Linked DNA regions of Homo sapiens: all the other regions are linked to region 1. Evidence: chromatin loops called from intact Hi-C (ENCODE). Cell type or tissue: PC-3. All regions are shown on one strand. Each heading gives the region's core, and the rest is flanking DNA. Links, peaks and the distances in the headings are about the cores only.

The links. Hi-C counts contacts between places; a loop is a spot of excess contacts. Peaks named below come from ENCODE experiments on the same cell type or tissue, not always from the same donor. Only the 100,000 strongest peaks of a DNase experiment are listed, where the experiment ranks them.
Region 2: a loop joins it to region 1, with 3 times the contacts of the local background. A loop is called at or near these places in 4 of 110 quality-filtered maps.
Region 3: it touches region 1 in a loop (4-fold over the local background); 4 of 110 quality-filtered maps call a loop at or near these places.

What each region holds. Positions count from the first base shown.
Region 1 is chr6:109,199,983-109,210,379 of GRCh38, reverse strand. It overlaps the pseudogene CCDC162P. Among named protein-coding and RNA genes, the nearest start is that of CEP57L1, 110 kb to the right of the region's middle. In PC-3, for the core only: no CTCF peak of the experiment used is centred there; a DNase peak (open chromatin) is centred at 5,739; H3K27ac peaks cover 3,486 bases.
Region 2 is chr6:109,288,923-109,299,319 of GRCh38, reverse strand. It overlaps LOC124901530 (small nucleolar RNA U13), which reads left to right and starts at 7,962; the gene lies at 7,962-8,065. It also overlaps the pseudogene CCDC162P and the pseudogene PTCHD3P3. RefSeq lists an enhancer at 7,079-8,278. In PC-3, for the core only: no CTCF peak of the experiment used is centred there; a DNase peak (open chromatin) is centred at 5,099; H3K27ac peaks cover 4,062 bases.
Region 3 is chr6:109,246,501-109,256,897 of GRCh38, reverse strand. It overlaps the pseudogene CCDC162P. Among named protein-coding and RNA genes, the nearest start is that of CD164, 130 kb to the left of the region's middle. RefSeq lists an enhancer at 5,173-5,951. In PC-3, for the core only: no CTCF peak of the experiment used is centred there; no DNase peak of the experiment used is centred there; H3K27ac peaks cover 2,158 bases.

The DNA of each region.
Region 1 (10,397 bases), core at 1,267-9,266:
TCCCAGCTACTCGGGAGGCTGAGGCAGGAGAATTGCTTGAACCCGGGAGGCAGAGGTTGTGGAGAACCAAGATTGCGCCATTGCACTCCAACCTGGGCAACAAGAGCGAAACTCTGTCTCAAAAAAAAAAAAAAAAATACAAGGACCATTAAAGACTATTATAAACAACTATAGGCCAACAAATTGGAAAACCTAGAGGAAATGGGTAAACTTCTGGACACATGCAACCTATCAAGATTGAACCAGGAAGAAGTAGAAAACCTGAACAGATGAATAACAAGGAACACAACTGTATCAGTAATAAAAAGTCTCTCAACAAAGAAAAGCCAAGAACTGGATGACTTCATTGCCGAATTCTACCAAATTTTTAAAGAATTAACGTGGATTCCTCTTATACTATTCCAAAAACATGAAAAGGAGGGAATTCTTCCAAATTCATTCTACAAGGCCAATATTACCCTAATACAAAACCCAGACAAGGACAGAACAACAAAAAAGAAAACTACAGGCTGATATTCCTGATGAACATAGATGCAAAAATCTTCAACAAAACAGTAGTAAACCAAACCCAACAGCGCACCAAAAGATTAATACACCATGATCAAGTGAGATTTATCCCAGGGATCCAAGGATGATTCAATATACACAACTCAATAAACTTGATACATCACACAAAGAGAATGAAGAACAAAAATACATGATCATTTCAATAGGCACAGAAAAAGCATTTGATAAAATTCAACATCCCTTCATGATAAAAACTCTCAACAAATTAGGCATAGAAGAAATTTACCTCAGCACTATAAAGTCTACATACGACAAACCTACAACTAACATTATGAGGAAAAGTTGAAAGGTTTTCCTCTAATAGTTGGAACAATATAAATGTGCCTACTTTCCCCACTACAATTTGACACTGTACTAGAAGTCCTAGCCAGAGCAACTAGGCAAAACTAAAAACAAAGGGCATTCAAATTGGAAAAAAGGAAGTCAAATTGTCTTTTTGAAGACAATGTGATCTTATATGTGGAAAAACCTAAAGACTTTGCCAAAAACTCTTAGAACTGACAGACAAATTTAGTAAAATTTCAGGATACAAAATCAACATACAAAAATTATTGGCATTTCTATACACCAATAACAAACTAGCTGAAAAAGGAACCAAGAAAGCAATTACATTTTCAATAGCTATAAAAAATATTATGTAGGAATAAAATTAATCACACAGGTGAAAGATCTCTACAATAAAAACTACGAAGTACCAATGAAAGAAATGGAAGAAAACACAAAAAATGGAAAGAAATACCATGTTCATAGATTGAAAAGATTAATATTGTTAAAAATGACCATGCCCAAATTGATCCACAGATTCAAAGCAATCCCTATCAAAACACCACTGACATTCTTCACAGAAATAGAAAAAATAATCCTAAAATGTGTACGGAACCACAAAAGACCCAAACAACCAAAGTAATCCTGATCAAAAAGAACAAAGCTGGTGGCATCACATTATCTGACTTCAAAATATACTATAAATATACTGTAACTAAAGCAGCATGGTACTGGCATAAAAACAGGTACATGGATCAATGAAACAGAATAGAGAACCCAGAAATAAATCCTCATATTTATAGTCAAGTGATTTTTAACAAAGGCACCAAAAACATACATTGGGGAAAGAACAGTCTCTTCAATAAATGGTGCTGGATAAACTGGATATCTGGATATGCAGAAAAATGAAACAAGACCCTTCTCTCTCCATATACAAAAATCAACTCAAAATGGATTAAAGATTTAAATATAAGACTCTGAACTATAAAACTATTAGAAGAAACTATAAGGAGAAACACTTCGGGACATTGGTCTGGGAAAATATTTTATGGATATAATCTCCAAAGCATAGACAACAAAAGCAAAAATAGACAAGTGGGATTATTTCAAACTAAACACACACACACACACACACACACACACACACACACAAATAATCTGATCTAGAAATGGGAAAATTATCCTGAATGGATATTTCTCAAAAGAAAGTATGCAAATGACCAACAAGTATATGAAAAAATGCTCAACATCACTAATCATCAAATGCAAATCAAAAACCACAATGTGATATAATCTCATTCCAGTTAGAATGGCTATTAACAAAAAGACAAAAAAAATCAAATTCTGGCAAAGATGCAGAGAAAAGACAACTCTTATACACTGTTGGACTTATAAATTACCATAGCCATTATTGAAAAAAGTATGGAGGTCCCTCTAAAACCTATAACTAGAACTACCACATGATCCAGCAATCTCACTATGGTGTATAAATTTTTAAAAAAGGAAATCAGTATATTGAACAGGTATCTGTACTCCCATGTTTATTGCAGCCCTATTCACAATAACCAAGATAAAAGTATCCGTTAACAGATGAATGGATAAAGAAAATGTGTTATATATACCCAGTGGAATACTATTTGGCCGTAAAAAGAATGAGATCCTGTCATTTGCAACAACACTGATGAGCTTGGAGGACTTAATGTTAAGTGAAATAAGCCAGGCACTGAAAGGTAAACACATGTTCTTACTCATGTTCTCCACATGTTCTTACCCATTTTCACAAGCTAAAAAAGTTGTTCTCATAGAAGCAGAAAGTAGAATAGTGATTATTAAGGCTGAGAGGGTGAGGGTGGGATAGGGAGAGATTGTTTAAAGGATACAAAATTATCAGTAGATAGGGAAAATAAGTTCTTGCATTCCATAGCACTGTAACGTGACTGTAGTTAACAATAATTTATTGTATATTTTCAAATAATTAGAAAAGGGGATTTTGAATATTCCCAGGGCAAATAAATAATAGATGTTTGAGAAGATGGATATGCTAGTTACCTTGATTTGATAATTATACACTGTATGTATCAAAATATCACTCTGTACCCTATAATTATGTACAATTTTTGTCAATTAAAATATTTTAAAAAATAATTTAGTTGAGTATTTTGTTTCACAGATAAAGAAGCTAAGGCTCAAGGAGGTTACATGACTAGACAAATATCACAGGGAGTTGGTGTTAAAGCTGGACTAAAATCCAGTTTTTTGGGTTTTGGTTTTGGTTTTTGTTTGTTGTTGTTATTGTTGTTTGAGACAGAGTCTCACGCTCTCACCCAGGCTGGAGTGCAGTATGCAATCATGGCTCACTGAAACCTTGACCTCCTGGGCTCAAGCCATCCTCCCACCTCAGCCTCCTGAGTAGCTGGGACTACAGGTGTGTTTCACCACACCTGGCTAATTTTTAAAGAAAATAATTTGTAGAGACAGGGTCTCTTTTTGTTGCCTACGCTGGTCTTGAACTCCTGGGCTCAAACAATCCTCCTGCCTTGGCCTCCCAAAGTGCTGGGATTACAGACATGAGTCACTGTGCCTGGCCCTAAAGTCCAGCTTTTTGACAATTTTTTATTCTCTACTGAAAGCTAACAGGATTTTTAAAGTGTGGCAATTAGATTAGAAAGTTTAAAATAAGGCCAGGCATGGTGGCTCACGCCTGTAATCCTACAATTTTGGGAGGCCGAGGTGGGCAGATCACTTGAGGTCGAGAGTTCGAGACCAGCCTGGCCAACATGGTGAAACCCCGTCTCTACTAAAAATACAAAAATTAGCTGGGCATGGTAGTGCACGCCTGTAATCCCAGCTGCTAGGGAGGCTGAGGCAGGAGAATCGCTTGAGCCCAGGAGGCAGAGGTTGCAGTGAGCCGAGATCACGCCACTGCACACCAGCCTGGGTGACAGAGCAAGACTCTTGTCTCAAAAAAAAAAAAAAGTTTCAAATAAAGCCGTCATGGTGAATCCATGCCAACATTTTTAAAAAGGGAAAGAAAATTGCATATTTTGAGAATGATTTTAGAAAACATCTACATGGAAACATGGTTATTTTCTCACCTTCAAAAACTTTGCTTGGAGTTGCAATAATGCATCTGTTCTTCTCCGTTCTTTTAATTTAGTCAAAAGCTTCTTTTGCCATGGATCACATTTTGGCTTGATCTAGTGGACAAACATGTTCACATAAAGTTACAACATAACAGAATGATTCTCAATAAAAGTTGCAAGCAAAGAGATTCAAGGACCTTCTGAAATGGTATCTGGCTTTGGTGCTAGGTTGGCTAGGACAAGTGAGCTTTTGGAAAGGGTCTTCATGGGTTCACAGATCCATTGAAGGAGACAGCAGCACCAGTTCCTGTTGGTGCCTGGACTATAAGATGCAGTAGATCTATCTGGGATGACACCATACCACCCACAAGCAGCAGGGACCCTAAATCCATCAGAGTTGGTCATTGCACTTTATTTACAGGGCAAAAGAAAGTTCACCCACAGACTCCATGTGACTCCACATTTAAAACATCTTTCATATTAATAAACTGTATTTCAAAAATAAGTTCTGTTGCTGTAAACACCATTAACACTCAAATTTATATCTCAGCCCTAAACTCCAGCCTATTATATCCAACTACTCCTTTGATATCTATTCTTGGATATCAAGTGTAACAATCTAAAACAGAAAGTCTGGCTTCCCTTACATAGACTACCTTGTTCCTCAAGCACTAGATGGAACTAGGAGAAATCTTTGATTTCTCTCAGTCCATCCTGATTCACTCCTATGGTCTGAATGTGTTCCTCTAAAATTTAAATGTTGAAACCTAACCCCCAAGGTGATGGCATTAGTAATAGAATTTGGGGATGTGATTAGATCATGATGGTAGAGCCCTCATGAACAGCATTCATGCCCTTACAAAAGAGGCCTGAGGGAGCTTGGCTTTTTTCTTCCACCATGTGAGGACACAGGGAGAAGCAGAAGCCTGTAGCCTGGAAGAGGACCTTCCAGAACTTGACCATGCTGGCCCCCGATCTTGGACTTCCCAGCCTCTAGAACTGTGAGAAATATATTTCTGTTCTTTATAAGCTACCCAGTTTATGGTATTTTGTCAAAGCAGCCTGAATAGACTAAAACAGTCATACAAAATTTATTTGATTTTATTTTAATTTTTAGATGGAGTCTCACTCTGTCGCTAGGCTGGAGTGCAGTGGCGCAATCTCAGCTCACTGCAACCTCCACCTCCCAGGTTCAAGTGATTCTCCTGCCTCAGCCTCCCAAGTAGCTGGGACTACAGGCTCATGCCACCACGCCCAGCTAATTTTTGTATTTTTTTTTTTAGTAGAGAGGGGGTTTCACCATGTTGGCCAGGATGGTCTCGATGTCTTGACCTCGTGATCCGCCCACCTTGGCCTCCCAAAGTGCTGGGATTACAGGCGTGAGCCACCGCACCTGGCCAAGATTTTTCTTTTCTTCATGATACAATCAATCCTTGTTGTTTGTGGATTCCATGTTTGTGATTTTGCCTACTATCTAACATTTTTTGTGACTCAAAACTCAATACTAGTAGAGTTTTCACAGTCACTCATAGGCGTGTGCAGGGTGGTAAAAATTTGAATCACTCAATGGGCATATTCTCAATTCAGTATGAACAAGGCAACACTCTGCCTTCTTGTTTCTGCTCGCATATTACAAACAAGGATCCTTTTGTGGTCCATTTAGTGCCACATTCTTCACATTTTTGTGCTTTTTGGTGGTCATTTTACTGTTGAAAATGGTCCCCATGGGTAGTGCCAAAGTAATGTCTAATGTTCCTAAGCATTAGAAGGCTGTGTGATGTACCTTTTGGAAAAAATACATGTGTTAAATAAGCTTCATTCAGGCATGAATTATAGTGCTGTTAGTCATTAGTTCAATATTAATGAATCAACAATATATTTTAAATAAGATGTCTTTAAACAGAAACACACATAAAACAGTTATGTATTGATGAGTGTTCCGACGAGAGGTTCACAGGAACTAACTCTATTTCCCCTAGGGGTAACGATTCAATATTTGCTAACTCAGTGTTCCTGGTGACTTTCCAGAACACAACTACCTTGAATAACAAGAATTGACCATAGTTAGCACTACCTAAAATCATCTTATTTAGTCTGCTTACTTGCATATTGTTTGTGAACTGTGTATCTCCAGCATGAACGGCCACACCTGATATACAATATGTACCAAATAAATAGTTTTTGACTCAATGGTTGGATTTACACAAGTCAATCACACCCTTGGATAGTAAGCTTAGCTCTTGCCAAGTATCTGAGATCATTAGTAATAAGCAGGGAGTTTGGGCCCATTAGAGTGGGGTACTGGCATCTGGAGAACCTTCAGAGAAGGCAGATTAGCATAGCAAACTTCGATATAGAGCCAAGGCAGGCAAAAAGCTGGGACAGTGTGGCACACAAGGCCAGGTTCTCTGAGTTGCCTCCCTTGAGGACAGGGAAGCATCTCCCCTAGTCAAAGAGGACAGTTTGCTGAGGGCACTAAGGAGAGGGGACAACAGGGACTACATAAACCTGTTGTTGCCAGGTTGCCTAGCCTGCTTAGATGACACTGTGACACTGCTGACATCACTGATAGATGACTATCACTACAAGTCTCTTTACCTTTATGAAGGAAATCCAGTTGGCTTTCTTTTTCAGGGTCATTCTGGGTCCTGCCAAACCCAAATTATCTGCTTTAGCTATTCCAGCTTCACAGTCTGGAAACATTTGCAATCTCTGTTGCTCCATGAAGACGCTTTGAAATTTTTGGGAAACCTAAACAGGATGAAGTGAGAAGTGGAATCCAGAAAAAAAGTCTCAGAGAGTGGGCAATTTCAAAAACAGCTACTGGTTGTCTTTGAAATAGCCTTGGAATCAAACTAATTTATAAAACACAACTCTGTGATAGTGACAAGACCTTAAATTGGCATACTTGTGTGGCGCATGTTCTCAGTCAGCTCATTACCATAATTGTGTGTATTACCTGTTCTGAATGTCTGCTCCAGAGATTGGAAATATATTAATGCATTTATATATATATATATTGAACTGGAACCTAAATATAAGTGAGAAGTAAATTGTCCACCTTTGAAAATGCATTCACTTTTTCCGACCACCCAATAAACTATTATAGACTAAATAAGGATTAAATAAATCCTGTTCTCAGAGGCCTGACGATGCTAGAACCTGTTAAACTCTTTAAGGCATCTCAACCTATTCCCTTCATAGCTTACTTTCAGACTGAGGCTACAAGTGCTTTCTACGACATCGGTTCCTACTGTCAAAATGCTGAACATTCCTTCTTCCCCCTCCAGTGTGGGCCCCTGTGGTGGCACCTTCATCACTGTACTTGCCACGTTGTGTCAGGATTTCCTCACTACATGGTGAGCCCCATTCAGGGCATAGACTATGAATGTCAAGAATTCACCACATGGTGATGGCCACACAACAATGTGAATGTACTTAATGCCACTGAACCGAACACTTACCAATGGCTAAAATGGTAAATTTTGTTATGTTATTTTACCACTCATGTGTGCACATGTACACACACAGTAAGAAACTACCACAGTGCTGACACATACTAGGGCCTCAACAAAGGTTTCTGGAATGAGTGAGTAAATTTGTGAGTCACAGAGCTGAAGATTCTTCTAGTAATAATGCTACTACCTCTGAGGTTGTGCTATCCAATGCTGTTGCCCCTAGCAACATGTGGCTGTTTAACATTATGAATTAATTAGAATTAAATAAAATTTGAAATCTAGTTCTTGAGTTGTGCTAACCACATTCCAAGTGCTCAGATAACTATTAGTGTATGTGACTAGTGGTTAACATGGGACAGTGCAAAGGCAGAACACATCCATTGCTTCTGGAAGTTCAGTGAGACAGTGCTGGTCTATGACTGGGTTGGCAAACTTCTTAAAGGGCCAGATAGTAGGTGTTTTAGCCTTTATTGACCACAAGGTCTCTGTCACAACTACTCAAGTCTGCTGTTGTAGTGTGAAAGCAGCCATAGAAAATACATACATGAATAGGCACGGCTGTTGCTAGGGTCTGAATGTTTGTGTCCCCACAAGATTCATGTGTTGAAATCCTAACCACAAAGTGATGGTATTAGGATATGGGAATTTGGGGAGGTGATTGGGTCATGAAGGTGAAGTCTTCAAGAATAGGATTAGTGCCCTTATAAAAGAAGCCTGAGAGACTCTTGCCCTTCTACCATGTGCGGACACAGCGAGAAGGCACCACATATGAGCCAGAAAGCGGGTCCTCACCAGACATCAGACTACCTTGATCTTAAACTTTCCAGCCTCCAGAACTGTAAGAAATAAATTTCTGTTGTTTAGAAGCCACTCTGTTTATGGTATTTTGTTATAGCAGCCTGAATGAACCTAAGACTGCTGTATTCCAAAACAACTTTATTTTAAGAAAACAAGTGGGGCTGTAGTTTGCTGACCCTGCTCTTAGGCATTAGAGTATCAGAATAAACAGCACCTAAACATAGGAACTCTTCCTAGGCAAAAAAGTTGATGTAATGTGACTAGTTATCTTGGAACACAATTAGTATTTCACATAATACTATCATAAGAAAATTAAAAGTGGAAATTATCATCATAAAAAGGAGACAAGCTGTTCTTTGGGAACAACATGGCTTTGTTGGAGTGCTCCGCCAGACTTGTGTTCACTTGTTTATCATTAATAATAGTCTCCTGGGCCGGGCGTGGTGGCTCATGCCTGTAATCCTAGCACTTTGGGAGGCCAAGGCGGGTGGATCACGAGGTCAGGAGATCGAGACCATCCTGGCTAACACGGTGAAACCCCATCTCTACTAAAAATACAAAAAATTAGCTGCGCATGGTGGTGGACGTCTGTAGTCCCAGCTACTCAGGAGGCTGAGGCAGGAGAATGGCGTGAACTCAGGAGGCAGAGCTTGCAGTGAGCAGAGATCGTGCCACTATACTCCAGCCTGGGCAACAAAGCAAGACTCCGTCTCAAAAAAAAAAAAAAAAAAAAAATAATAATAATAATAATAATAGTCTCCTGGGCTATAATTAACTTACATTTATTTTGGTTCTTCTTAAACACCATCATATTCTGATTCTGTGTTTTGCCTATCATAATCCTTGATGATAATAAGGGGAGGACACTCCCACAGAAACACTCTGCTGGAGACAGTGCTGCTGGTGGCATGAAAAGAAAGGCAAAAGCTAAACATCATCACCTTCAAGGAAACAAGAAGACATGTGATACCACTGGTTCCAGTGAGCTTAAAGAGGTTGTGTTACATACTAATAAAAATCATGCTGGGCCAGGCGCAGTGGCTCACGCCTGTAATCCCAGCTCTTTGGGAGGCCGAGGCGGTGGATCACTTGAGGTCAGGAGTTCAAGGTCAGCCTGGCCAATGTAGTGAAACTCTGTCTCTACTAAAAATACAAAAATTAGCTGGGCATGGTGGCGCATGCCTGTAATCCCAGCTACTTGGGAGGCTGAGGCAGGAGAATTGCTTGAACCTGGGAGGTGGTGGTTGCAGTGAGCTGAGATTGCACCACTGTACTCCAGCCTGGGTGACAGACCGAGACTCTGTCTAAAAACAAAACAAAACAACCTCCCCCCACCCCACACACACACACAAAATCCTGGTAAAATTATGCTGGAACAAATGGAAATGCAAGTGGAATTTCAAACTCAAGCAAATGGTGATAGCACAGACGGTAGCTTACTTCTTACGTAAAGAGCATTCAAAACTATTCAGATCTTATTTTTACATGTTTGGATCCATCAATCTCTTATTTTTACCTATCAAATATATACACTTGCAAATAATATACAGTTAGAGCGTTATTGTTGAAACTTTTGTTATTATAAATCTGAAGCTTGGCCAGGTGCGGTGGCTCATGCCAGTAATCCCAGCACTTTGGGAGGCCAATGCGGGCAGATCACCTGAGGCCAGGAGTTCAAGACCAGCCTGGCCAATATGGCAACCCCATCTCTACCAAAAATACAAAAATTAGCCAGGTGTGTCTGAGGCAGAAGAATCTCTTGGACCCAGGAGGCGGAGACTGCGTTGAGCTGAGATTGCACCACTACACTCCAGCCTGGGTGACAGAGCAAGACTCCATCTCAAATATTTTTAAAAATCTGAAGCTATCTACCTATAGTCCTATTTTTCTCATTCAAACAAGTTTTTTTTTTTTTTTTTTGAGACAGGTTTTCACTATGCTGCCCATCCTGGGCTCAAGTGATACCCCGCTTCAGCCTCCCAAAGCGCTGGGATTACAGGCATGAACCACACGCCTGGCCCCCTTTGAAACAAGTTTTAACATGGCTTTTGATAATATGAGTTGTTTTCATTTCAGGAAGTACAACACTGTGTTATAGCAGAGAAGACTGCATGACTTTAAACATCACTACACAATGTACCCTCTATTAAATATAAAGCATTTTGTCAATAAGGAAAGCTATTGCAATATATTTTGAGAATTGGAGGGCTTTAGATAATTGACAACT
Region 2 (10,397 bases), core at 747-8,746, 89 kb before region 1:
ATAGTGATCGTTTTCTACCCTGAGAGGACATCCCTGTTATTAGGATTGTGAAAACTGATCACAATGCCTCGACGTGCAGTCCAAGGCAGGAGTGAGACAGGAAGCCCACAGGGCATTTCTGGAGATGCTCTATCTTGACAGCTGGTCCACATGCAAGCAGCCTTCTTTCCTCCCTAGCCAAGTACTGGGCTCCAGCATCTACCGACTAAGAAAGCAGAAAGCAGAGAGTTGTGGGAGGGGGAAGCTGTCCATGAGAGCCTGATCAGGCAGATCCAGGGCTGAGAACGGTTGCTAACATGTATAACATGTGCTCTTGGCTTTAAGAACAGATGAGCAGATCAGATTTCATATCCATTTGCTGTTTTATACAATAAAAAATGTGTTTTATTTTTGTTTCCAGCCCCAAATAATAGAGTCCAATCAGCAAACTCTTTTATGACTCCTCTAAATCTGATAGTTCTATTGGACTGAAGAGTTCACCAGAAAAAGAGTCATATTAGAGTGAATTGTGCAAGAACTTTTGTGGTGGTGGGAAGGAGGAGAGGTGGTCAGGGAGCCTCATTTGTTCAAGGCCTAGTGTGTTCGGTCTAAAAGTAATATACTCTATCAGGCTATGCAGTAACCAGGGGAAATTTTTCTAATCCTCTGCAACGACAATGAAAAAAGGAGAATATAAAATTACACATACCTTATGGTTAAAGCTGGGTAAAATGTAAATATGGAATATATTTGGGCATGGGCTAGAAGGGAGTAAAGATAAATAAAATTATTTCACTTGTTAGAGTGGCTGGCTTACAGGTGATTTTTTTTTCTGTCATTTCCATCATTTATATACTACTGGCAGGTGATCGCTTCCCAGCAAAATTGTTGTATGTTGATATGTAGTATTATCATTAAAATACAGATGTGGAGGCAGGACTGCCTTTCCTTTGTTATTTTACTGATCTTTAAATCCTCATTCTGACTTTCCTTCCTTTGTGGAGTCAAGAGGCTTGGTGGGAGGGGAGGTGGCAGGACAAGCAGCCTGGCGGTGGGGACAGGGCAGAGGGTTGTTGCAGGCAGCGATGGTGGTGAGGCTAGGGTGAACCCTGTGCCAGGAAACATTGGGAAAGGAGCCTTTGCTCATGTCTTTCCCAAGAGGGTCCTGTTTGGGAAGTCAGAGAAGACAGACAGCCAGGCAGCCAGAGAGAGAGGGAGAGAGAGAGGAGTCACAGTGGCCCTGTCTCTGCATGAAGACTCAGAGCTCGTACACTTCATTCCTCGTTTGTCTAGAGAGTTCCTGAAACCCTAAGTTCAGTGTGAAGTATTTGGGCTTTAATTGGCCTCCTTATCCTTTGCAAAGGAAGTCACAGTGTAAACGTCCACATTCTGATTACATCCTCTGCTTCACGTGGACTTCAAAGGGAGTTACTGGCTTTCAGGGAAGGAGAGAATTGGCTGTATCCACAGAGCTGGTCCACAGTGTCTAAGAGCTGTTTTCGTCAGTCAAGGGGAGGACCAAAAGCTGAAATCTTGAGTTTCCCTCAAGATTTGTTTTAAAAATACTTTAAAGCATACAAATCCACAAAAGTAATTTGAACTAACTAAAAATTAGAACTAACAATTTAGAACGAACTCTAAATTGTTCTGAGATGGCTTAAAGAAACAGACTCTCATTTCATCTTTTCCCTTAGTTCTTCTTGCCTCCTCTGGGAAACAGGCCAGGAACTAAGCAGCCTAGTCTTTTTAAAAAGATTATCTTGGAGGGGATATATATTTTTTTAAGTTTGCTCTTTATTTTGAGCAAAGCAGAGCATGCAAAACTGTACATTTTCCCTGGAGCACAAATGTGTAACATGACAATGTGGGCCTCTCTGCATGCTTCAGAAAGCCTGGGCCCCACATATCTCAATGGTTTCTGGGTTCACAATGCAGAAATGGCAAGAAAACAATTCCCTTCTTCCTGAATTCTAGGTCCTCAACTTGGCCTCATTTCCCATTGTTCCTCAGAGCCATACTCATGGTTCGTTCACAGGTAGGTTCACTACTCTGGACTGGCCACGTGCAGTTCTGCCTGCTGCTTTCGCCAGTGTCCTTTTCTTATGTTGCTAGGACTGTCCCTCCTATTTTCTACACTGATCCAAGTCCACTCCTGTCCAGTCTGGGAAGCACCCCAGATCACCTCCCTGCAGATTTTGCCTGGGGGCGCCCTTTACTCCCAGCTGCTGTAGGACTTCCTAAGTAGTGACTTCACCAGGAAACATGGCTCTGGCTCTCTCGGTTCTATCTCATCTCCATGTAACACCTGCCTCCCCATCTCAACGGCAGGCAGGACATTTCTCTTGGCCACACTCCTTCTTCCTGTGCGTTAGCTAAAGCTCAGCCCCCACACCCTCCTGACATCCAACAGCTCTCCGAAGAGTGTCTTAGCTTATTTTCTGAGTAAGCCCCATTTACAACAGTCCCCAAACTAGTAAAAGGAAAGGACCTAAGAGTGCTTTGGAGCTTCTTTAATCGGATGCTTATGTTGAAGACTTGTGAGTCACTCTGAGAGCTCATTAGCCTGCAACAATTCTGTGCCTTCTGCTGAGGCGGCACCACTACCATTCTCCCTTCATCCTGCCACTCCTAGACACAGGCATTATCCTCCTCCCAGATCAGCACTCATGCCCTTCCCTATGTCTACATCTAAATGTTTACAGAGCCCTTCAGTGTTCCTTAGCACAATGCAAATATACCTGCCACCAGCTCCAAGGTCTCCCACAAATGTATTTCCTTTATGCACCAACCAGCCACAGGGGAATATCCTCAGATTCTCTGACATTTGTTTTAAGAGCAATTAGGTTTAAATAGGCATATTGCCTCATTTCGTAGGCTCTTCTTCTTTAAAATCCCTGGCTACTATAGTATTTTGCTATTAATTTATATTTACATGACCAGTGACATTATTTGGATGGTAGTCACATTATTAAGGCAAGATTACTTTCCCTGATTCTGATAAATGTAGCTTAGTAAACATTTTAGTGTCTTTAATTCACCTCATGTGTTTATCTTATAATATAACCTGTGCTGATGAGCACTGGGCGTATAAAACTACAGCCTCAATCATTCTTACCACAAAGACTTTTAGGTCATTGATAGCTAACCAAGGGCTGTTTACAAGCTTCTTAATAGGGAGTGATTGGCTCTGACCTTGCCATGTGAGTTTATGAAGGCCAGGAAGGAAACGGGAACGAAAGAAAACTAATATTTAATGGGGGCTTATATATCCTAGAATTTTTACATAAATTTCAATCCACAGAACATTTTTATGAGACAGATACTATCACCCCATTTTATAGATGGACAAGCAGAGACCCAGAGAGTAAAGTACCCAGCTTTCAGTAACCAAGTGGCAGAGGCAGAGTAAGAACCAGGCCTCCAGACTCCCAACTTGGTGCACTTTGGGGTATAGCCCGTGAATGTGGAATCAAACAGATAGCTGTGCAGTGTGGAGACAGTCTATAAGACAGTTTGGACTTTTCCTTTGCCCTTCTGATTGCTGTCATTTATGAGAGTATATTGTAGTTCTGTCTTTCCAAGTATTAAGAGCTTCATAGAACTTCCAGTGAATATTGAAGGTGATTTGAATCACCTTTAATCACTCACCAATGCCCTCAGTTCCTCCCCAGTCACCTCTCAAAGGGTTGGGACTTCGAGGAAATTCAAAACATGCTGGACAATTGCCAAGCTTAGCAAAACTGACAAGGTAGGCCACGATATCATGCAGAGGAGCTATCAGTTGTAGAGTTCGCTTTAAGGCTTTAAAAGCTGCCTGTGGATAAAATTAATACAAGGAAATACGTTTTAGGAAGTTTCTAAGAGGCATATAAAAATATATGAACACTGAATGGGGATGATATCTTTAAACAAGAATATTTCCATAAACATTGTCACAGTATATACAGGATAATATCAGAAAAAGAACAATAAACCTATTGATGAACCAAGGTTACATGCCCTTGGACAAGGGAACCCCTGTGGGGGGTTAAAGCAATGTGTTTCTTTGTTTAAAGTCACTGAAGGCCATGAACACATCAAAATGTTTGTATGGCCGTCAATGAATTACAAGGGTCACAAATCAATTCATAGAAGGGACTCATATTCAGACAACAATCTTGAGAGAATACCTGTAAGCAAGGTATAGATATTTATCAACATTGTTTAAACCAACACATGACTGAAAATCAAACCATGGATCTTATGTATCAATGTCCAAGTGGAGGAAAAGTGAAAAATTATGATCTAACTGCAGAAGGTAGTATTTCCATATTTTAAAAATAAAAGTCTGAAACTTCTTCAATGAAAGTAGGGGTAAGAAACCAAGGTTGCTAAACAAGATTTCACTTACAAAGAAAAATCAGAATATTCCCAAATGCCATTTTCAACATTGTATTTTATTTCTTTAGCAAATACTTATGTTTTATGTGTTTCTGTGTTTTCTTTTTTAAAAAAATTGTTACCAACATTGCCCTTAATCAGTAAGTGAGTTACACAGAGCACCCCTCAGAAAACAGTAACCCTAAGTTACAAGTGTGATCTCAACCTCTCATTAACTTCAGAGCACCAGTGGGGTTTTTTGGAAGGGTTGGAAAGAAATTGAAGATTAATAAGAAATGTCAGAGGCTTGAACTAATGTTCATTAGTGACCAGGGAGAAAGAGAAATCAAAGCATAGTGAGGCCCAAGACAAATTATAATAAAGCAGAAAAGGCTGCTGTGAAAAGATTTCAGTAGTTAGATGTCTGAATAAAAGAAGGGATGTTCTCTGGAATTGATACGTTTAACTGTGAGACAAAAACCAGCCAGTTTCCATTCTGGCACACATGCAAAAAAATACAAACCTTTTCTGGCAGAGTTTTGAACATAACCAGCACTTCAGAAGAATGGGGTATGAACCATCAATTGAGGAAGACTTTTCCATCCGCTGACAGCAAACATCGTGGCCGGGGCTGAAATCTTCTGCAAGTGTTAGAAAAAAGGACCCATAGCACGCATTGCCCTCTAAACAAGAGGCATCATGAATGACCCTGTTGAATCACCACCCTCCGTCACACAGGCCTGTCACCATAGGCCCAGCATCCACGCCCCAGGGCAGCAGCCCTTTTCATGCCACTCCCAGGTGGCCAGTTTATAAATAACTCAACAGGAAGAAGAGCAGTTAGGCTGATTTTAGCCAGAGCTGTGTGGGGGAAGGAGTGGGGATGGAGGGAGGGAAAAGGCATGGTAAGAAAGGACAGGAAGGCCATGAATTAGATGGCCAGCACCACACTAGGTGGTACATATATTATGTCACTTAATTCACCTGGCAACCTCAGGATGGATCTATTTTTGTTCCTCTTTCACAACTGAGGAAATTGATGCCCTGAGAGGTTATGGAGATCTACCCAGCTCCGAAAAGACAAAGTTAGAATTCAAATGAATATCTCTTTGGGAGGCTGAGGTGGGTGGATCACGAGGTCAGGAGATCGAGACCATCCTAGCTAACACGGTGAAACTCCATCTCTACTAAAAATACAAAAAATTAACCGGACTCGGTGGCAGGCGCATGTAGTCCCAGCGACTCAGGAGGCTGAGGCAGGAGAATGGCGTGAACCTGGAAGGCAGAGCTTGCAGTGAGCGGAGATCGCACCACTGCACTCCAGCCTGGGTGACAGAGCAGGACTCTGTATCAAAACAAAACAAAACAAACAAACAAAAAAGAATTCAAATGCACATCTATCTGTCCCACTGTAGAATCTGGGCTCCAGAACCAGGCTCTGCTTCCTCTTGCCTTGACATCACATTTGTTGCCAGGTTCTCCAGCTTCTGGTCTTCTTTTCCTTCTTTCTTCTCCTCTAAATACCATATTATTTCTTAATAAGGTTAGTCATCTCTTCGTTTAGTCATCTCTTTGTTGCAGGTTTATATACAAATATATTGTCCATATATGTCTGGTTTAAGGATTCAAACAAGCCCAGGTAGGTACACACCACCTGGCCTGAGAAAAGGAATGTTGCCAGCACCCTTGAAGCCTGATGTGCACTTCCCTGGTGGCCCCCAGATGAACCACCATCCTGATGATTAATTTTAAATAATTAAATTTGATTAAATTATTTATTTAATTTATTTATTTATATTTAATTAATTTATTTAATTTAAATAATTAAAATTGATTAATTTTACATTTATCAATGCCTTGTTTTTTTTGGTGGAAAATCCTTGGTGCATCCGTGCTGCTGCAAATGACTGATTTGTGGGTTATTAGGTTGATTCTATATCTTGGTTGTTGTGAATAGTGCTACAATAAACATAAGTCTCAGGATTTTAATCAGTTAATTCTAAACTCAGGAATAAAGTATGGTCTTAGTTTGGAGAATTGCCTTTCTTTTAGCAACCACAAAGTCAAACAATTCCTGTCCTGAAACAGATCAAAACCAGCGTAATCCAGTCTCATCTCTATTATTCAGTTCACCATGCTCATTCCTGCCCAGAGGTAACAATGAATATCAAAACTAAAAAGTTGCAGGGTCTGCATCCAGGCACATGGGACTGCAATCCACATGCTGGCAGGTGCTGCTAGCAGCAAGGACTGAACCAGTCCTTCCTTGGCCTCTGAGAAGCACATGTGTCCCTGGAGCCACTGGGCTGTCTACCAAGTGCTATCCTTTACTTCTTATCTGTTATTTCCTGCCATTTCCAGTCCTGCCTGCAGTGAGCAGCCGTCGGCTGAGAAGAGCAGAGATGACTGCAGAAAGCTTTAGGTGCTCAGTACATGAAGCATAGCCTGGTTCTCAGCCCCACAAGCAGACTTGCCCCTGCCCCTTGTGGATGGCCTGCCAATTATCTGGCCTGGCAGTTCCCCAACCTGCTCAACACTGTCCCCTTTCATTCCCCTTCAGCTGACCACTTCTGGGCCACACCCAAGACTTTATTATCCTCTGAAACCATATCACCTCCAAAGTCTTAACTTTCCCAGCTCCATATTTTATTCCTCCAGTTTTCTGAGTCATCCACTCTCACTAAACTTCCCTTCCTTTATTCCCCCAAAATAGGTCCCTTGACATCATCCAGTCCTCTGGTCTCCCCTTCCATCTGTCAGCTCCTTTCTGACCTCACTCCCTTCCCTACCCAGACTGGATCTCACAGTCAAGCATGCGAACCACTCTCTCCCCAGCACCTTCAATTCTCTGCTGCTTTGTACTCACAACCCACCTACCTATCAAAGCCCCAGTTCTGGGTCCCTCCAACCACTCAGCTTGCTGTTTCTGATGTCATGCTGCTAAGCACAGCTGGAGGAAATCACACTGCTAATTATACTGATGGAAATGGTTTCCAGCCTGAGGTATGTCACCCTGGAACAATCCTTTTCCTTTCCTTTGATCAGCTCTCGTGCCCATCTTCTTGTTTCATAATTCCAAGCCTTCTTTAAGGCCCCCATACCAAATTCCTGCCAGCAGATGATGACATGGTCTGCTATTTCATGATCAAATTAAAGGCCACTGCTGGAACTCCCTCCCTTTCCTGATGGCCTATTTCCCCAACCCCCACCCCTAATACACACATACCCTCCCTTTCAACCAGGGTCAAAGTCAGAGGTGCACACCTTGGATACAAAATGAAGACAGCCTCTCCCCTCCATGCTCCTACCTTCCAGAGGCAGCTGGGAACCATGACACTGTGGTAGCAGCATGGCTAATGGAAGCCTATGACAGTGCAGAGGACGCCCAACAAGAAGCACCTGAGCCTTGTTGGGAGGCTGGTGGAAGAAATTCACAGCTGAGGCTTCTGAGCTGTGATTTCTCATCTCCCTCCATATCCCTTTGTCCCAATGACATTGCCATCTTTTCCCCTCCATTAAGAAATTGTGGTAAAATATGCATAACACAAAATTTACCGTTTTAGCCTGTTTTTGTTTTTGTTTTTTTCAGAGCAGGAGTGGAAGTTTATTTAAAAGGCTTGAGGATTCTTTTGTAGTTCATGAGCCTGATGATTGGGTGTTCACACGTGTGTGTGAGATGTGCTATTCTCGAACCTTGTTACAACGTCGTCGCATTACCTGTCTGACCTCAAACTGCTACTGGGTGGACTGCAAGAAAGGTAAAATCTGTTACTCACGACACGTGGAATTTCTGTGCCGTTTATGTGTTGTGGGGAGAAACACTCAAATTCTCCCAATACATTGCGAGTCCCACAGAACAGGCACGCATTTGATGGCCTTGAAGAAGTGTTCGTTGTATTTGCTGAACCTCCTGAGAGGCCAAGCATGCCACCAACACATTTCAGATTAGTTAAGCGACAGGGCCAACCACGTGCTCCCCACGCCGCCTCTGCTCCAGGCGCGCTCACACAGGCTCCCCTAGAATTTCTCCAGGAAGCCGTTGGATAGGGCAGAGGTGGCAGCTCCGCCAGCAGCTGCTTCTTCACCGGCTGTGTCGAGTGAGAACGCCGCCTGTGCTTCCCGGAAATGGGCTTCAGCTCCTCTAAGGTCGTGGCGCAGCTGGACCCCAAGACTGAGTCGCCGTCCAGGAAGCGTGACTGGGCAACGGGGCCTGGGTCTGGCCGGGGTCTGGCCGGGGTCAGAGCTGAAACCGGAGTCCGAGTCAGAGGGGAAGCCGGGGCCGGGGCCAGGCTCCAAGAGGCCGCAGGGGTCCCAGACAGAGCTTAGCTCGACGTCACAAGGTTCGGGGCCGGGGAGGTCCCGGAGTGGGATCAGGAACTGGAATCGCTGCCGGGCGGGGCTTCAGGGCAGCCCTCGGAGCGGCGGCCGTCGCTGGGGCAGGGGCAGGGGCCACAGCCATCCCCGGCGTTGGAGGGGGACAACGCACCCCTGCCAGAGGTGGAAACCCCGGAGACCCCGTCTGCTGGCGCCACTGCCACACCGACTGCCTGGAGGCGCCGCTCTTCTTCCAGTGGCCGAGGTGGCAGGTGGACGCGCACCCCTGGATCTTCCTGCTGGCGCCCATGATGCTGACGGCCGTGCTGGGCGCCGGCTTCCTTCACCTTCCCAAGGACGAAGAGGAAGATCTGCAGGAGCAGTGCATCCCGGTGGGGAGCCCGGCCAAGGCGGAGAGACGCTTTGTGCAGGGCTATTTCACCACCAACGATTCCTACCGCCTCTCCACCTCCAGGAGGTGCACTCAGGCCAATTTCACCTGGATTCTGGTGGGCTCCCACAGCAACCCACTGCTGGAACCGGACATCTTTGCAAAGTCAGTAAATTGGACAGCACGGTGCAGGATCTACGTGTGGCACAGGGAAACGGAAGCCAGATCCAGTACGAGCAGGTGTGCGTGAGGTACAAGAGGCTCTGTGTGTCCTCCAACCCGTTCCTGGATGTCTGGCAAGTGGACAAAACGTTCGACCTGAGCTACAACCACAGTGAGCATCCCTCTGTCTGATCGGCTTCTTTGGAGGACACATCTTGGGATGTAACTGGCCTAGGTAATGGGCCAGTTCCTCCTGCAGTCCAAAGCCATGTGGCTGCTGAACTGCCTGAAGAGCACCCTGAGGACAACGTGCAGAGCAAGATGGCTCACCCATTCCCTCAACCAATTTAGCAACATTAAGAACAGTCTGGCCTTGAAGAAAATCGAGGTACCTGGTAGTTCAGGTTTACAGGGAGGTCAGGAGGATGTGGGAGGGATGAGGAAGACTTGCTCCGAGAACCCTAACAAAAGCACTGCATGACTACTTGATGGGGTCCTTGCCTCACAGCTGGGTTTGCTCTACTGTATTTGGTACTTAATCTGACTTTCTTTCTTTTTTTTTTTTTTTTTAAGGCGAGTCTCGCTGTGTCACCCAGGCTGCAGTGCAGTGGCACGATCTCGGCTCACTGCAACCTCCGCCACCCAGGTTCAAGCGATTCTCCTGCCTCAGCCTCCCGAGTAGCTGGGATTACAGGTGCCTGCAACCATGCCCAGCTAATTTTTGCATTTTTAGTAGAGACAGGGTTTCATCATGTTGGGCAGGCTGGTCTTGAACTCCTGACCTCAGGTGATCCACCTGCCTTGGCTTCCCAACGTGTTGAGATTACAGGCATGAGCCACCGCGCCTGGCCAATCCAACTTTCTTAAATTAACAATGTTGGGGCCGGGCATGGTGGCTCACACCTGTCCCAGCACTTTGGGAGGCTGAGGCAGGTGGATCATCTGAAGTCAGGAGTTCGAGACCAGCCTGGCTAACATGGTGAAACCCTGTTTCTACTAAAAATTAAAAAAAAATGAGCCAGGCATGGTGATGCACACCTATAATCTCAGCTATTCCGGAGGCTGAGGCAGAAGAATTGCTTGAACCCAGGAGGTAGAGGTTGCAGTGAGCCAAGATCGTGCCATCATACTCCAGCTTGGGCAACAAGAGCGAATCTCCGTCTCAAAATAAATAAATGAGTAAGTAAATAAA
Region 3 (10,397 bases), core at 1,247-9,246, 47 kb before region 1:
CATGGTTATTAGTTTCTATTTTTCATCTGAATCTTTATCTCTGCTCTCCTAGAATGTTAATGGACAAAGACAATTTTTAAATGCTGTATGTAACTGCTGGAATCATTCAAATTGACTGTAAGGGTGTTATATTTCATAAATGGATGAGGCCAGAAGCAAAAAAAAAAAACTCATCTGTGGGTTATTTCTTTAGATATAAAGGGTTCAGCACAAGTCGAGGGTCCTTCTATACCTACACAGAACTGAAGAACATTGTAACTCCCTTTACATTGATGCAAATGGTATCTTTCTTAGTCCCGAATCTTTAAAAAAAAAAACAAAAAACAAAAAACAGCCTAAAGTCTGGAAAGGAATCTCACCAAGCAAATAATACTTGCTTTTGAGACTATTCTGGCAGGTTTTAGTATCCATATAACCCTAGCCTGTTCTGCCAAAAACCATTTCCTGAACAGTAAATGTTTGCCATAGCAAGCTGCACACACACAGCTGGTGTCTCAAGTTTATTACAGAGAAGAAATCAGTCCTGTGGAAGGTCTATGGGGAAAATGCAGAGTTTTGAGCCCGGGGCTCTTTCTCAAAAAATGAGAATCTCCCCTATTTGGTCCCGTGATGCCCTGCCTGCTCCCAAGATAATACCATAACCCATTATGGCAATTTCTTACACAAAGTCTGCCTTTACTGTTGGACTGTATACCTCACAGGAACATAGAACCATGCCTGTGTTGTTCATATCTGTGTGCTAAACAAATATCTGTTGGTTGTTGAAAGGAAGTATGTAATTTCTCCACCCATTTGGAGGCAATTGAGAGATTATGATCTAGAGCCACGCAGATCAACCTGGGGCTTGTCACCTGCTTCCCACTTTCCTCTACCCTCAAAGGTTAAAAGGGAATGAGGTAGATGGTTATGCTGCCTATCTAGGGGGTGACAAAGTGTGTACCCTCTCTGAGTGGTCACAGGAAATTTAACTCTGTTCCTTAAATTTAACTCTGCTGTGACCCTCCAAGGCAAATCTGCAGAAACCTCTTTAGTACACTTAAATTCCTTTTTAAGAAGCTTTTAAGCACATCCAAGTTTTATATGTGTAGGCTCGTGTGGTGCATCTGGTTAAATCCTGACAGCATCTCAAGAGTAACTGCTTTTTCCCCAGGCCTTTTCAAGAGAATAATGATTCTGTACCCAGTGGCATATGCTTAAATTCTAGCCTCCTATTCTTTATTATTCACAAAACAAACAGATATTCAATATACAAGGGAATCCCTCCTTCGTGGCCTTTGTACCTACTTCTTTCATCTCCCCCAAGCACTTGAGAAGTGCTTTATAGAGTAGTACTGAGATTTAACACTCTACCCTTAATTAATCTAGAAGATCACATGTAAAATGTCTAAAGACAACATCAACTTACCAGCTATTGTTGATGGAAATAAGTTGTTTGCAAACTATATTAAGGGGAAGTCCAAATGTATTGCTATTGTCCAGATGATCCTCTCGCCAAAGCCTCTGGACATACTCCCGCTGACGTTCTATCTAAAAATGTAGCATAAATATTAAAATTAGAAAAGTTAAACTTTCCCACGGCCATGAGTTATAAGCCTTGACATGAGAAGGATTTTGTCCCTTTGTGTCTCTTCATCATTTGACTAATTTTCACCCCGACATTGTTTTGAAGACTCTTTTGCAATGGGCTGGTTTCTCAGTCTGAGCCAGACAGCCAAGGGAAGCAAAGGCAACTGACTTCAGACAATTTTAAGAAGCAAAAGAGAAATCTTTCTGTTAAATAGTTGACTACATGGAAAAAATTTCAACCAGGTGGCAATAATCCTTTGTCTCTTGTTTGCTTCAAGCCATTAGCGTTTCCCTAGAGGACATACAATATGATGGTTTCTTTCAGTGTCCCAAAAATAATCACACTTTTTAAAAAATAAACACAATTTTATACATTAATGTCAAAAAGATATATCATTAGTTCTCCTTTCACTACAAATAAACTTCGCGATCTAATGAAAACTAAGGTCATCAATTCCTTGTGGACTATTAACTCTAATTAGGGGCGGAAATCTCTCTTTAAGACCATAGTTATACTGGGATTTCAACAATGCAAATGAGCTTACAAATAAGTCTGCTGTACATGCTGGCCTAGAAAACACAGATTCCAGATCTGCAATGGAAGGAAAACACTATTTTCATTTCTGGCCTGTGTTTTCCATCCTCTTCTCACATGCAGTCTTTTAAAACCCAACTACACTCACCTGCTGGTTGAGGATGCCCCTCACTAACTGCAGGTGAAGCCTCAGGCAGGTGCATTCCTCTTGGTAGGCCTTAATGAAATAGGGGTGGCTGAGATCAAACCTCGGGCGTCGGTGCACGATGTCCGTCATCACTTGTGCTAAGGTAAACCTCTCCTCAGGGTCCAACGTGTGCTGGTAGGCTTCAAAGTAACTGTCAAGAAGCTGCAAATAAGGTTGGTAGTCAGGGATCAGCAGAGGCAGCCTTGGGGCCCAGCAGAGCGACGGGAGGCCCCATCGTACTGTGGGCAGATGCAGTACCAATACAATGCAGTGCAGCTAGTAAACCTACAGACAGAGTTAGAGAGGGAAAGGGAAAGAACACATGCTTTGGAGCCAGACCTAGACTTGAGTTTGAGTTCCTGCTTCCATCCCCTCTTCCTCTGGTCTCCACAAATAAAAAGGGGTTATGTAATTATCATATATAATAATTATTAGCTCCAATGAGACAACACATTAAGACACTTAAATGTATTTATCTCCAACACCTTTCTCCAAGGACTCATTCTCCTTCTTCCATTTTATTCCATCACCAAAGCTAGGTAGGTGGTCGCCTGACTTCTACAGTCTCAGCCCCGCTTTTGACTCCTCCTCTTTAATAGTTTGTTCATACTTCACCTACACAAAAATGATACAGGTGGTAGAATGGAAGGCTGAGGGTAAATGTGCTTCCTATATACAAAGTGATTTATCCCAGACTCAACTCCTCTAGGTTGGGCCTTATAAACAGAACTCTCCAAGACATCAAGTGTCCAAAACCCCAGTGGAGCATCTGTTTTAGTGGAGTTCACAAGTCTTTTCTAAAAACCCAGAAAAGCTTCCAGACACTAACTGCTGAAGAGGGTTCTTAGTGTGGGAATTCAGAAAGAGATGCCTGTTGATTTTGCTTTTACATTTGTCTGTGAGCTTAAGGAATTCCTGTTCTGTGTGTAAATTCTATTTGTGTGTGATTAATCATGATGCTAATCAGAAAATGCTCTTCAGAGATCACTGGGTTGGAATTCCCAATTGGGACCCTAGGGCAAGATAAGTAGCTCTGATGTGTACAGTACATAATAAATCCCTTCTCCTGTTAATCTGTCTTTTGTCAGTTTCATTTTCAGGGCCCAGGCACTCAATCTAAGAAGGCAGAGGAAAAAGTTTTTCCTCCTCTACACAAAAGAGTTGAACCCTTGAGAATGAATAGCACACTAGGAATCAAATACTGCTTTATTAAGAGATACTTTATTATGGAGACCCAATGCTAAGGCTCAAGGAGGAAGAGCCTGAAGCACTTTATTCAGCACCTGGTTTTGTAGGCTATCCTTTGGGTATAAGGGACCTTGGATCAACCTTAGTATGAAAAGGGAAACACCAAAGGAAACTAAAAGCTCAGGTCACAGAGATGCTTCACAAGTCAGAAACTCACACATCAAGAGTGCAAAGTGAGGGAAGGTGGAGACCATCCTTGCCTTTAAATGAGCCCTAGGGAAAATGAGGCCAGCTGAGTGATCTTGGTTACCTTGTTCCATCCACCAACCTCTGCTCTATAATAACGCTCAATTATTACATAGCAGAAGACAACACAGAAATGAAGGAAGAATGACTGGATGGGGGTAAGAAGGGTGTCCCTCAGTAGCCCCAGGTGAAGATTAGGAAAGAAACAATTACTTCCCTAACCATTCTGGACTCACTTGAACCTTTTTTAGCTGGGCCAGGGCAATCCCAGAAGCTGATTTATCGTATTTATACTTCCTTGACCTGTTTTTGCACAAAGAGTCCAATTGTTTGGTTATTTAGCAGGAGGAGTTTGTGGGGAGTTGGGGGTGGAGGAAAGGTTCTGGGTGGTGATTCCAACCTGATGATACCAGATTGTAGAGGCCCATGCTAAATTGCCATTTTATTGTTATTGATAGGGCTGTCAGATTTAGCAAGTAAAAATATAGAACATTTAGTCAAATTTGAATTTCAAAAAAAAAATACTTTTTTAGTATAAGTATGTCCCAAATATTGCACTATTTTATCTGGTAAACCTAACTGTGGGGAAAGAAACTGTGGCTCTCTTTTTAAATTGATGAAGCTTCTTCAAGCTTTGTGCTCAACCTCGAGAGGCTCTCAGACCGTTGCATAATTTTATTATGAATTCTTTCCCAACAGGGATGGGGCCAAGATCTTTCTGCCTCATGGGTTCTATTTATTATCTGTTTGCTAACTGGCCCATTTCCATTTCAACTCTGGGCTGGTATTTGTTTAAGAAGTCTTCCCAGTCTGTCAAATGTCACCTGTGTGTGTCAAGGGCCAACTCTCAGGCAAGAAAATATGTGATGCATGCTGATGGTAAGCACAAAATATTGGAGAAAATGGGAAAATAGACAAAATAAATAATCTCAAACCTTACTGTGTTTATATTCTTTTTACTTCAAATTTTTTATTTCTGGGATTTAAAAAACTTCTAAAATAGTATTTTAGGTCAAATGAAAGTGCAAAACAGAAAATCTTTGCTAGACCCAACTTAGCACAGGAAATTTTCTTTTTGGCTTTTCTAAGGAATGATCTTTTTATCCAGTACATGTGTCCTTCAGTAGCTGTAGAAAGACTTAGCAGATGGTACAGTGTCACTTTGGAGCTGGTACAGCTGATAACTGACTTTTCTAAGAATCCCTTGATCTACCTAAGTTTCTACCAGCTCTAATTTTATGAGCCTTCATACATAATATGGTTATTTTAAGGATTTAAAAGAACCCAATATGTTCAAGCAATTCTTAACCCTAGTGATACCAATATATTTAACAATCAAAAACAGCTGAGGAAACTTGGCTGTAGAAATAGTACCAGGGCAAATCAACTACTTTAGATAGAAATCTGGCTTATCCATTAAAAATAGGCTCTTTTGACAAAATTTCTGACTTGGCCATATTTTACACTTTTCGCACTGATAGCTCAGTTTCTACAGGGAATTTATTCTCAGGATAGAAATGAGGGAGATATTTTCACCAAATGTTTTTAAGTCAAAATAGTTTCATTTACCATAGAAGGAACTAGTGGACAATCCCGACACCTTACCACAGAATGAATCCTAAGATGAAGTGTGGAGAAATTGGTTCGTTTTTCAGTCTTCTCTGCCTTCCTCCTCTTCTATTGCCATTGAGTCCTGCCGGGCGCCTCCAAAGGAGGCCCAGAGGCATTGAAAGGGAAGGTAGGGAGAGAGAGTACAGAAAGTGGGGGTGCTGTTTAAAATTCATGCCTAGGCCGGGCATGATGGCTCACGCCTGTAATCCCAGCACTTTGGGAGGCTGAGGCGGGTGGATCACGAGGTCAGGACATTGAGACCATCCTGGCTAACATGGTGAAATCTTGTCTCTACTAAAAAATAAAAAAAAAGGGAAGAGGAGCCAAGATGGCCGAATAGGAACAGCTCCGGTCTACAGCTCCCAGCGTGAGCGACGCAGAAGACGGGTGATTTCTGCATTTCCATCTGAGGTACTGGGTTCATCTCACTAGGGAGTGCCAGACAGTGGGCGCAGGTCAGTGGGTGCACGCACCGTGCGCGAGCAGAAGCAGGGCGAGGCATTGCCTCACTTGGGAAGCGCAAGGGGTCAGGGAGTTCCCTTTCCGAGTCAAAGAAAGGGGTGACAGACGCACCTGGAAAATCGGGTCACTCCCACCCGAATATTGCGCCTTTCGGACCGGCTTAAAAAACGGCGCACGACGAGATGATATCCCGCACCTGGCTCGGAGGGTCCTACGCCCACGGAGTCTCGCTGATTGCTAGCACAGCAGTCTGAGATCAAACTGCAAGGCAGCAGCGAGGCTGGGGGAGGGGCGCCCGCCATTGCCCAGGCTTGCTTAGGTAAACAAAGCAGCCGGGAAGCTCGAACTGGGCGGAGCCCACCACAGCTCAAGGAGGCCTGCCTGCCTCTGTAGGCTCCACCTCTGGGGGCAGGGCACAGACAAACAAAAAGACAGCAGTAACCTCTGCAGACTTAAATGTCCCTGTCCGACAGCTTTGAAGAGAGCAGTGGTTCTCCCAGCACGCAGCTGGAGATCTGAGAACGGGCAGACTGCCTCCTCAAGTGGGTCCCTGACCCCTGACCCCCGAGCAGCCTAACTGGGAGGCACCCCCCAGCAGGGGCACACTGACACCTCACACGGCAGGGTATTCCAACAGACCTGCAGCTGAGGGTCCTGTCTGTTAGAAGGAAAACTAACGAACAGAAAGAACATCCACACCAAAAACCCATCTGTACATCACCATCATCAAAGACCAAAAGTAGATAAAACCACAAAGATGGGGAAAAAACAGAACAGAAAAACTGGAAACTCTAAAACGCAGAGCGCCTCTCCTCCTCCAGAGGAACACAGTTGCTCACCAGCAACGGAACAAAGCTGGATGGAGAATGACTTTGACGAGCTGAGAGAAGAAGGCTTCAGACAATCAAATTACTCTGAGCTACGGGAGGACATTCAAACCAAAGGCAAAGAAGTTGAAAACTTTGAAAAAAATTTAGAAGAATGTATAACTAGAATAACCAATACAGAGAAGTGCTTAAAGGAGCTGATGGAGCTGAAAACCAAGGCTCAAGAACTACGTGAAGAATGCAGAAGCCTCAGGAGCCGATGCGATCAACTGGAAGAAAGGGTATCAGCAATGGAAGATGAAATGAATGAAATGAAGCAAGAAGGGAAGTTTAGAGAAAAAAGAATAAAAAGAAATGAGCAAAGCCTCCAATAAATATGAGACTATGTGAAAAGACCAAATCTACGTCTGATTGGTGTACCTGAAAGTGACAGGGAGAATGGAACCAAGTTGGAAAACACTCTGCAGGATATTATCCAGGAGAACTTCCCCAATCTAGCAAGGCAGGCCAACGTTCAGATTCAGGAAATACAGAGAACGCCACAAAGATACTCCTCGAGAAGAGCAACTCCAAGACACATAATTGTCAGATTCACCAAAGTTGAAATGAAGGAAAAAATGTTAAGGGCAGCCAGAGAGAAAGGTCGGGTTACCCTCAAAGGGAAGCCCATCAGACTAACAGCGGATCTCTCGGCAGAAACCCTACAAGCCAGAAGAGAGTGGGGGCCAATATTCAACATTCTTAAAGAAAAGAATTTTCAACCCAGAATTTCATATCCAGCCAAACTAAACTTCATAAGTGAAGGAGAAATAAAATACTTTACAGACAAGCAAATGCTGAGAGATTTTGTCACCACCAGGCCTGCCCTAAAAGAGCTCCTGAAGGAAGCACTAAACATGGAAAGGAACAACCGGTACCAGCCACTGCAAAATCATGCCAAAATGTAAAGACCATCGAGACTAGGAAGAAACTGCATCAACTAACGAGCAAAATCACCAGCTAACATCATAATGACAGGATCAAATTCACACATAACAATATTAACTTTAAATGTAAATGGACTAAATGCTCCAATTAAAAGACACAGACTGGTAAATTGGATAAAGAGTCAAGACCCATCAGTGTGCTGTATTCAGGAAACCCATCTAACGTGCAGAGACACACATAGGCTCAAAATAAAAGGATGGAGGAAGATCCACCAAGCAAATGGAAAACAAAAAAAGGCAGGGGTTGCAATCCTAGTCTCTGATAAAACAGACTTTAAACCAACAAAGATCAAAAGAGACAAAGAAGGCCATTACATAATGGTAAAGGGATCAATTCAACAAGAAGAGCTAACTATCCTAAATATATATGCACCCAATACAGGAGCACCCAGATTCATAAAGCAAGTCCTAAGTGACCTACGAAGAGACTTAGACTCCCACACATTAATAATGGGAGACTTTAATACCCCACTGTCAACATTAGACAGATCAACGAGACAGAAAGTCAACAAGGATACCCAGGAATTGAACTCAGCTCTGCACCAAGCGGACCTAATAGACATCTACAGAACTCTCCACCCCAAATCAACAGAATATACATTTTTTTCAGCACCACACCACACCTATTCCAAAATTGACCACATACTTGGAAGTAAAGCTCTCTTCAGCAAATGTAAAAGAACAGAGATTATAACAAACTATCTCTCAGACCACAGTGCAATCAAACTAGAACTCAGGATTAAGAATCTCACTCAAAACCACTCAACTACATGGAAACTGAACAACCTGCTCCTGAATGACTACTGGATACATAACAAAATGAAGGCAGAAATAAAGATGTTCTTTGAAACCAACGAGAACAAAGACACAACATACCAGAATCTCTGGGACGCATTCAAAGCAGTGTGTAGAGGGAAATTTATAGCACTAAATGCCCACAAGAGAAAGCAGGAAAGATCCAAAATTGACACCCTAACATCACAACTAAAAGAACTAGAAAAGCAAGAGCAAACACATTCAAAAGCTAGCAGAAGGCAAGAAATAACTAAAATCAGAGCAGAACTGAAGGAAATAGAGACACAAAAAAACCCTTCAAAAAATTAATGAATCCAGGAGCTGGTTTTTTGAAAGGATCAACAAAATTGATAGACCGCTAGCAAAACTAATAAAGAAAAAAAGAGAGAAGAATCAAATAGACACCATAAAAAATGATAAAGGGGATATCACCACCGATCCCACAGAAATACAAACTACCATCAGAGAATACTACAAACACCTCTACGCAAATAAACTAGAAAATCTAGAAGAAATGGATAAATTCCTCGACACATACACTCTCCCAAGACTAAACCAGGAAGAAGTTGAATCTCTGAACAGACCAATAACAGGAGCTGAAATTGTGGCAATAATCAATAGTTTACCAACCAAAAAGAGTCCAGGACCAGATGGATTCACAGCCGAATTCTATCAGAGGTACAAGGAGGAACTGGTACCATTCCTTCTGAAACTATTCCAATCAATAGAAAAAGAGGGAATCCTCCCTAACTCATTTTATGAGGCCAGCATCATTCTGATACCAAAGCCGGGCAGAGACACAACCAAAAAAGAGAATTTTAGACCAATATCCTTGATGAACATTGATGCAAAAATCCTCAATAAAATACTGGCAAAACGAATCCAGCAGCACATCAAAAACCTTATCCACCATGATCAAGTGGGCTTCATCCCTGGGATGCAAGGCTGGTTCAATATACGCAAATCAATAAATGTAATCCAGCATATAAACAGAGCCAAAGACAAAAACCACATGATTATCTCAATAGATGCAGAAAAAGCCTTTGACAAAATTCAACAACCCTTCATGCTAAAAACTCTCAATAAATTAGGTATTGATGGGACATATTTCAAAATAATAAGAGCTATCTATGACAAACCCACAGCCAACATCATACTGAATGGGCAAAAACTGGAAGCATTCCCTTTGAAAACTGGCACAAGACAGGGATGCCCTCTCTCACCACTCCTATTCAACATAGTGTTGGAAGTTCTGGCCAGGGCAATTAGGCAGGAGAAGGAAATAAAGGGTATTCAATTAGGAAAAGAGGAAGTCAAATTGTCCCTGTTTGCAGACGACATGATTGTATATCTAGAAAACCCCATTGTCTCAGCCCAAAATCTCCTTAAGCTGATAAGCAACTTCAGCAAAGTCTCAGGATACAAAATCAATGTACAAAAATCACAAGCATTCTTATACACCAATAACAGACAAACAGAGACCCAAATCATGAGTGAACTCCCATTCACAATTGCTTCAAAGAGAATAGAATACCTAGGAATCCAACTTACAAGGGATGTGAAGGACCTCTTCAAGGAGAACTACAAACCACTGCTCAAGGAAATAAAAGAGGATACAAACAAATGGAAGAACATTCCATGCTCATGGGTAGGAAGAATCAATATCGTGAAAATGGCCATACTGCCCAAGGTAATTTACAGATTCAATGCCATCCCCATCAAGCTACCAATGACTTTCTTCACAGAATTGGAAAAAACTACTTTAAAGTTCATATGGAACGAAAAAAGAGCCCGCATCGCCAAGGCAATCCTAAGCCAAAAGAACAAAGCTGGAGGCATCACACTACCTGACTTCAAACTATACTACAAGGCTACAGTAACCAAAACAGCATGGTACTGGTACCAAAACAGAGATATAGATCAATGGAACAGAACAGAGCCCTCAGAAATAACGCCACATATCTACAACTATCTGATCTTTGACAAACCTGAGA